Regions from separate parts of the Homo sapiens genome. Here region 1 is linked to region 2. The links are chromatin loops, found by intact Hi-C in ENCODE. Cell type or tissue: CD4-positive, alpha-beta T cell. All regions are shown on one strand. Links, peaks and the distances in the headings refer to the core of each region. The heading gives the core; the rest is flanking DNA. Region 1 holds the start of C2orf49 (chromosome 2 open reading frame 49). Region 2 overlaps UXS1 (UDP-glucuronate decarboxylase 1).

What was found. Hi-C counts contacts between places; a loop is a spot of excess contacts. Peaks named below come from ENCODE experiments on the same cell type or tissue, not always from the same donor. Only the 100,000 strongest peaks of a DNase experiment are listed, where the experiment ranks them.
Region 1: a loop joins it to region 2, with 2.4 times the contacts of the local background. A loop is called at or near these places in 11 of 110 quality-filtered maps.

What each region holds. Positions count from the first base shown.
Region 1 is chr2:105,335,965-105,338,845 of GRCh38, reverse strand. It overlaps C2orf49 (chromosome 2 open reading frame 49), which reads right to left and starts at 1,306. Exons shown (of 4, transcript NM_024093.3): 1 at 1,160-1,306. The coding sequence starts at 1,258. C2orf49-DT (C2orf49 divergent transcript) reads left to right here and starts at 1,353. Exons shown (of 2, transcript NR_187479.1): 1 at 1,353-2,881. RefSeq lists enhancers at 1,214-1,263, 1,274-1,663. In CD4-positive, alpha-beta T cell, for the core only: no CTCF peak of the experiment used is centred there; a DNase peak (open chromatin) is centred at 1,315; H3K4me3 peaks cover 2,143 bases; H3K27ac peaks cover 2,462 bases.
Region 2 is chr2:106,094,552-106,097,465 of GRCh38, reverse strand. It overlaps UXS1 (UDP-glucuronate decarboxylase 1), which reads left to right. Exons shown (of 15, transcript NM_001253875.2): 14 at 645-748. Among named protein-coding and RNA genes, the nearest start is that of ECRG4, 30 kb to the right of the region's middle. RefSeq lists enhancers at 1-101, 102-774. In CD4-positive, alpha-beta T cell, for the core only: a CTCF peak has its summit at 1,651; DNase peaks (open chromatin) are centred at 575 and 1,505; H3K4me3 peaks cover 2,380 bases; H3K27ac peaks cover 2,429 bases.

The DNA of each region.
Region 1 (2,881 bases), core at 1-2,500, 760 kb after region 2:
TGAGAATGGAAATGAGATCACAGGCTCTTCAATTTCAACTCAGAAAGGCTTGAAAACATTTGTGTTTAGTACCACCGACAAGCCTATATCCTCTAACAAAAACTAATAAAAGCACATTTTACTTCTCTTTCGTATATTAGACTCATCTATTTTTAGCCCGTACTCGCTCAGAAGTAGGGGAAACTACCAGGATTCTCTTGGACAACGTTCCCAGAGAATTCATAAGCCCATTACTTTGGAAAGTATTGCCTTAGGACAGTGGTGGTCAAAGCATGCTTTCTGGGCCAGCAACAAGCTCGTTAAAAATGCAAGATTTCGGGCCACATTCCGGAACTACTGAACGAGAAACTGAGGACGGAGCCCAACAATCTGTGTTTTAGCAAGTCCCTCGACTCATTCTTAAGTACCTAAAAAGTTTGAGAACCACAGGTAAAAACTTACTGACATAATTAAGCTCTACGTGGCAAGAGGACCTGAAATTCAACAAAGATAGGGTACTAAGGGGAAAGCCATATGAAAAACAACAAAATACGCTACATAAACCCCAAGGAAACTTCCAGTAATTCTCTATCACTTAAAACATCACTTTTTTCCTTTCTCACTTTTCTCCTATTATCAGAGGCCACACCAGCTGGAAAAGAGCACGCACTACATGGAGAGCCAGGAGCCCTGAATTCTCCTCCCGGAAGTACCATTTACAGATGTTGTGACCTTAAACAAGTCACTTCATCTCTCTGGAACTGTTTTTATCATCTTTAAACGATTAGAAGGTGTGGAATGGACGGTTTCTCAGATGCTTTCCAGTCCTGACAGTCCATGATTTCTACATTCCATGTCTATTCCACGCTTCTTTCTTCCTCAGGTCGGGGCTTACACACAGGCAGGGGGTGTCGCCTGGGACTCCTCTTTACAAGCCATCGGGACTCAGATAGATAAGCCCTATTTCCCAAGCATTCCTGATATTCTACGGACGTCTCATTTTTGGAGAGGGGGCGAGGAGCAGGAGCGAGGAGACAGCTGCCTGGTCTGTGTGGGTGGAGAGTGACACAAACCCGGCGGGAGTGTCCGTGGTTGCCGAGGGCTACTTAAGGCAAGCTCGGGTGCAAGCGCCTCACCTGGGAAGGCCCACCCGCCCACCCTCCGATCCGGCGCGCCCAACCTGCTCCAGAGTGAGGAGAAGGAACTCCTGGGACAGCAGCTCCGGGTGCAGCAGCAGTTCCGAGTCCGTGCAGCTGCGACCGCCCACATCCCCCGCCATGGTCGTCGCCAGGAGACCCCAGTCGGCTACCCACAAAGCCCCGCGAAGGAAGCGTTGCGGAAGTGACGTACTCGGGCGGAGACTCGCGTGTGTCGTCACTCTGAGTCGCCGCATGCCGGGCTCCTTCTCTCGCTGCTGGTTCGGGTGTTGGGGCCTGGTCCCGCTTGCAAAAGCTCCCACGGACCAGAGAAAAGAGGAGGATGTCAGACGTAGAAACAAATGGCGTGTCAAGTTTCGCAGGAAGAGAGGGAAGAGTGAAGCTCCGGGAGCCAGCCACGATTAGTCGCGCCTTCTGTGACGTCCAATGGCAGAGGTCAAAGGGATTCCTGGGGCAACCTCGAGGGAAAGAATTCTGGCTCCGAGGGCCGGTGTACAGTGCTTTAAATATGGCAGTGGTTATGTGTGAAATTATCGTGTTTTTCTGTTTAACCTGTTTCTTGTCTCTTCATCGCCTTTCTATATAATGTAAGACCAGAGGCTTTATGTAGTGAATTCCCTGTAACCCCGGCTGCTTGGACAGATAGGTATTCAAGTATTTGTTTCTTGAAGTAATCCTCTGAATTAACTTGCTCACATGTAAAAAATAATAACGGGCTGGGAAACGCCAGTAATAGCCGCCAAACGTTTGTTAGACATTTACAGTGTGCCAGGGACTGCATTTTACGTGTATTATCACATTCCTCAGAACAGCCTAATGAGGTATATATTACTAGAATGCCTATTTTTCAGATGAGGAAACTGATGCATAGAAAGGATAATTTACTCAAGAGCGAGGAAGTAGCAAGCATAAAATCCAAGTACATTTTTTTCTGCATGTATTAATAGGTACAATGAAGTAACTTTTTAAATTGCTGTAGGTATCAATCATAGTCTTAATTCCCAGTAATTCACTTACTAAGAAATATTTTCTGCTTCTCTTTCATCATTCATGGGAGAGATACATATCCCTAAATATTTTGCACATTTAAAACTTAAACTTGGGTATGGTGGCTTATGCCTGTAATCACGGCGTTTTGGGAGGCTCAGGTGGGAGGATTGCTTGAGTCCAGGAGTTCCAGGCCAGCCTGGGCCACATAGTAAGACCCCGTATCTACAAAAAATAAAAAAAAAATTAACCGGGCATGGTAGTGTCTCTGTAGTACTAGCTACTCGGGAGGCTGAGGTGGTAGGATCACTGGCGCCCAGCAATTCCAGCCTGCAGTTAGGATTACCACACTGCACTTCAGCCTGAGCGGCAGAATGGGACCATGTCTGAAAAAATAAATAAAAAATAAAACTTGCAGGTATGTTCTGAATGTTTATTGTATGCATCCTCTATGAGGTATCATTTTATTGGAAATTATTGCATTGTCTACAAAAATATGAAGAACTCTGAAGATGCCAAAAGATAAACCGTGAAAGAGTACTAGAAGTGAGCTCCTCAAAAAGATAAAGCTGAGAAGTGTTTCCCAATTTTTCTTACTCATTTATGTATGTAATACTTTATGTCTAGAAACTGAATTTCAGAGCTGGGAGGGAACTTAAAAGTTAGTCCAGTTCTTTCATGTTAGTGCCAAGAAAGCTGATCAGAAAGAGATTAAATGACTTGCCCAAAATTGAATAGTCTTAAATCTGAGCTGAGGC
Region 2 (2,914 bases), core at 116-2,615:
GCAATGTGGCCTCCATGACACGGAGGCAGGGAAAGCCTCCACAGGCTTTCTTCTGCAGGTCTGGCCCACAGTCACTGGTGGGGCTGTGTACTGCTGGCCAGTGGGGCCTGGGCCCAGCAAGGATGTGGAACAGGCCAGCCTTTGCCGTCCTCCGAGAGGTCCCTCCAGCTGGGTGGCTGCACATCTTGGGTCTCAGGGCTGTCTAGGCTCCGAGCACCCAGGTATGGCCCACTTGGGGCATCCACCTCAGGGATGGCCCCACACCACGTTTGTGGTCTCACACCGGGGTCATGCTCGGTGGGCACGTCTGCACTTGTTACCTGGTGTGGGTGGTCTGCCTTGGAGCAACCCTCTTGTAGTGGGCGGTAACTCAGGCCTGTTGAGACAGAATAACCTGCCCCCCACCGAGCTCTTGCTGGGCGCCTGCACACAGTCAGCTTGGCCACAGCAGTTGCAGGAGCACTCCCTGGACTTCCACGCAGAACAGTCCCTCGGGAGCTCCGGGGCTTCTCAGAGAACTGCATTTCCACCGCCTGCACCCTATTCACACCACATATGGGGTTTGCCTTTGATGTGGATGGTAAGGCTGTGCTTACCCATGCTTTGTGATTCTCTCCTACCTTTTTTTTCTTTAAACATCTCAGGTAGCGGAAGTGAAATTCAGTTTCTCTCCGAAGCCCAGGATGACCCACAGAAAAGAAAACCAGACATCAAAAAAGCAAAGCTGATGCTGGGGTGGGAGCCCGTGGTAAGTGCAGGGAGTTAATGCTGCCTTGTGGGGAGGGGCCTCCCGTGTCCTGTGTCTGCTGTCCTGTAGGCACTGACCCTTGTCAGACAGCCCCCGGAGGAGCAAGGTGGGCTCGGCATCCAGGCAGATAGAGGGTTTTCTCCAAGTGGTAAACAGCCTCTCCTGTATCAGGAGTCTCAGAGAATGTTACCTGGGAAGCGGCTGGAAGCCCCTGCTCTGGGCTCTGTTTTCGTAAAATCTCTCATGCACACACACATTCTTACATTCTCTCATACACATACACTGCCATACAAACACTTGTACACACATATACTCACACTGTCTCCCACACACTCACACTGTCATATATACACTGTCATACAAACACACTTAATACAAGTATACTCACACACACTCATTTTCACACATACATATACATTCACACTATCATACACATTCTCACATTCACTCACATGCGCACACTCACTGATCCACACTCACATTCACACATACACTCCCTCTCCCACATACATACACACACACACACACACACACCCCTGACTGTGAACGCTGTGCCAAGGGCGCTGGCAGCACACGCTCAGAGCCCTGCGTAGCCCCAGTTGCCTGCCTATTGAGTGTGCGGGGCCAGGTCAGGGGCAAGTGGTCCCCATCAGCCCCGCAGTGGAGCCCCTGGTTGGAAGCGTGCGAGACTGAAGGGTGTGGAGGAAGGGGAACTGCATGCCTTCCTGTTGTCTTCAGTGTGTCTACTGAAGGGGGCAGGGTGGGGCGGCTGCTGCCTCCCTGGGGCTGAGCCTGAACCCCGCCTGCTTCTGCTCTGCCGCCTGCTGTGCCCTTCCTGCCTTGGGTGACTGCAGGCTCCTCCCCGCCAGAGAACGCTCGTCCTCAGGGCTGCCTGTGTCCTTCAGAGACCACCTGTGTAGGGAGGTTGGCTGGGTTGGCCCCATCTATAGAAGCAAGCCCACCTCATTTACTGTCACCTCTGCCTGGCTGTTCCCTCTTTGCCCACCCTCATGTGCCCCACTGAAATTCGGGCTCCCCTCGGGCAGAGGCGTGTAGTGTAGCCCTGTGTCCAGCAGGAGCCCGGCACCTGTCAGACCTGACACACACTGGGTGCTCAACAAATGTAGGAGCATCTTGGCATGGCCCTTGGGTTGTGGCGCAGTCAGAGAGTCAGGGACGCAGTTGAGAGCTCAGTTTACCTTTTTAAAATGTGCATAGTCAGAGCTGAGTGAGTAGAATCCTAGAATATTGAACTTCAAAGGGACATGAGAGTTCCAGCCTGATCCTTATTTCATTCTGTCATGTACAAGTCTACGTAATCTGCTAAAAACTGCAGAAATTTGTTGAGTGAAATAAAAATACAATTACACCCAGACTTCACAAAATCGAATAATCCCAAGCTGTGCAAAACAGGTTATAGCAGCCTAGGTTTCTTGTTTTTTTGAAGCTTTGTAAGGGGCCATTGGTCCCTTTGTAAGGAGAGCCTATATTTTTAAACAAAATATTTTTTGAAGATTTAAATATACATTCACTATGTATTAACTATTGCTTTTTATGTGAGGTGTGTGTATGCTCAGTATCTTTATCTTTCTGGAATTTAGACCTATAATATTCTAACATTCTTGGAATGTGAGCCATCTACCACTGGTTTCTCTTCTAGTAGTAGTTTTAATTTATAATAAATTTTTGAGGGATATGATCCAAAGAAACTTACAGGCATTATCCATCTTAATTGTCCCAAGTGTGTGTGTTTAACAGCTTGTTGAGATATAATTGGCAAACTGCACACTGCCCATATTTAGAAGATACAATTTGATAAGTTTTCATCTATTTTGACACCTGTGAAACCATCGCTGCAGTCAAGCTGACAGACCTTCTCCCCCAGTGGTGCCCCAGCACCCCTTAGCAGTGCCTCCCTTCACCTTTTCTCTTTCTGCTGTTAATCAGCAGTTGATCTGGCTGGTTTCCTGTTGGCTGCAAAGCAGCTTCAGATGAAGGTTGCTTTCTGTGGTGTGGGCTGCCGTGGGTCCCCTCTCAGACTCAGCCTCTTAGTATGGTGGGGGTGCAAGTGGGCCATGATCCGCTAGGCAGTGCAAAGGGTTGATGTCACGTGGGAGAATCAGGCGTGTTGATCAGATGCAGATCACCTTCCCAAAGCATCTTCCC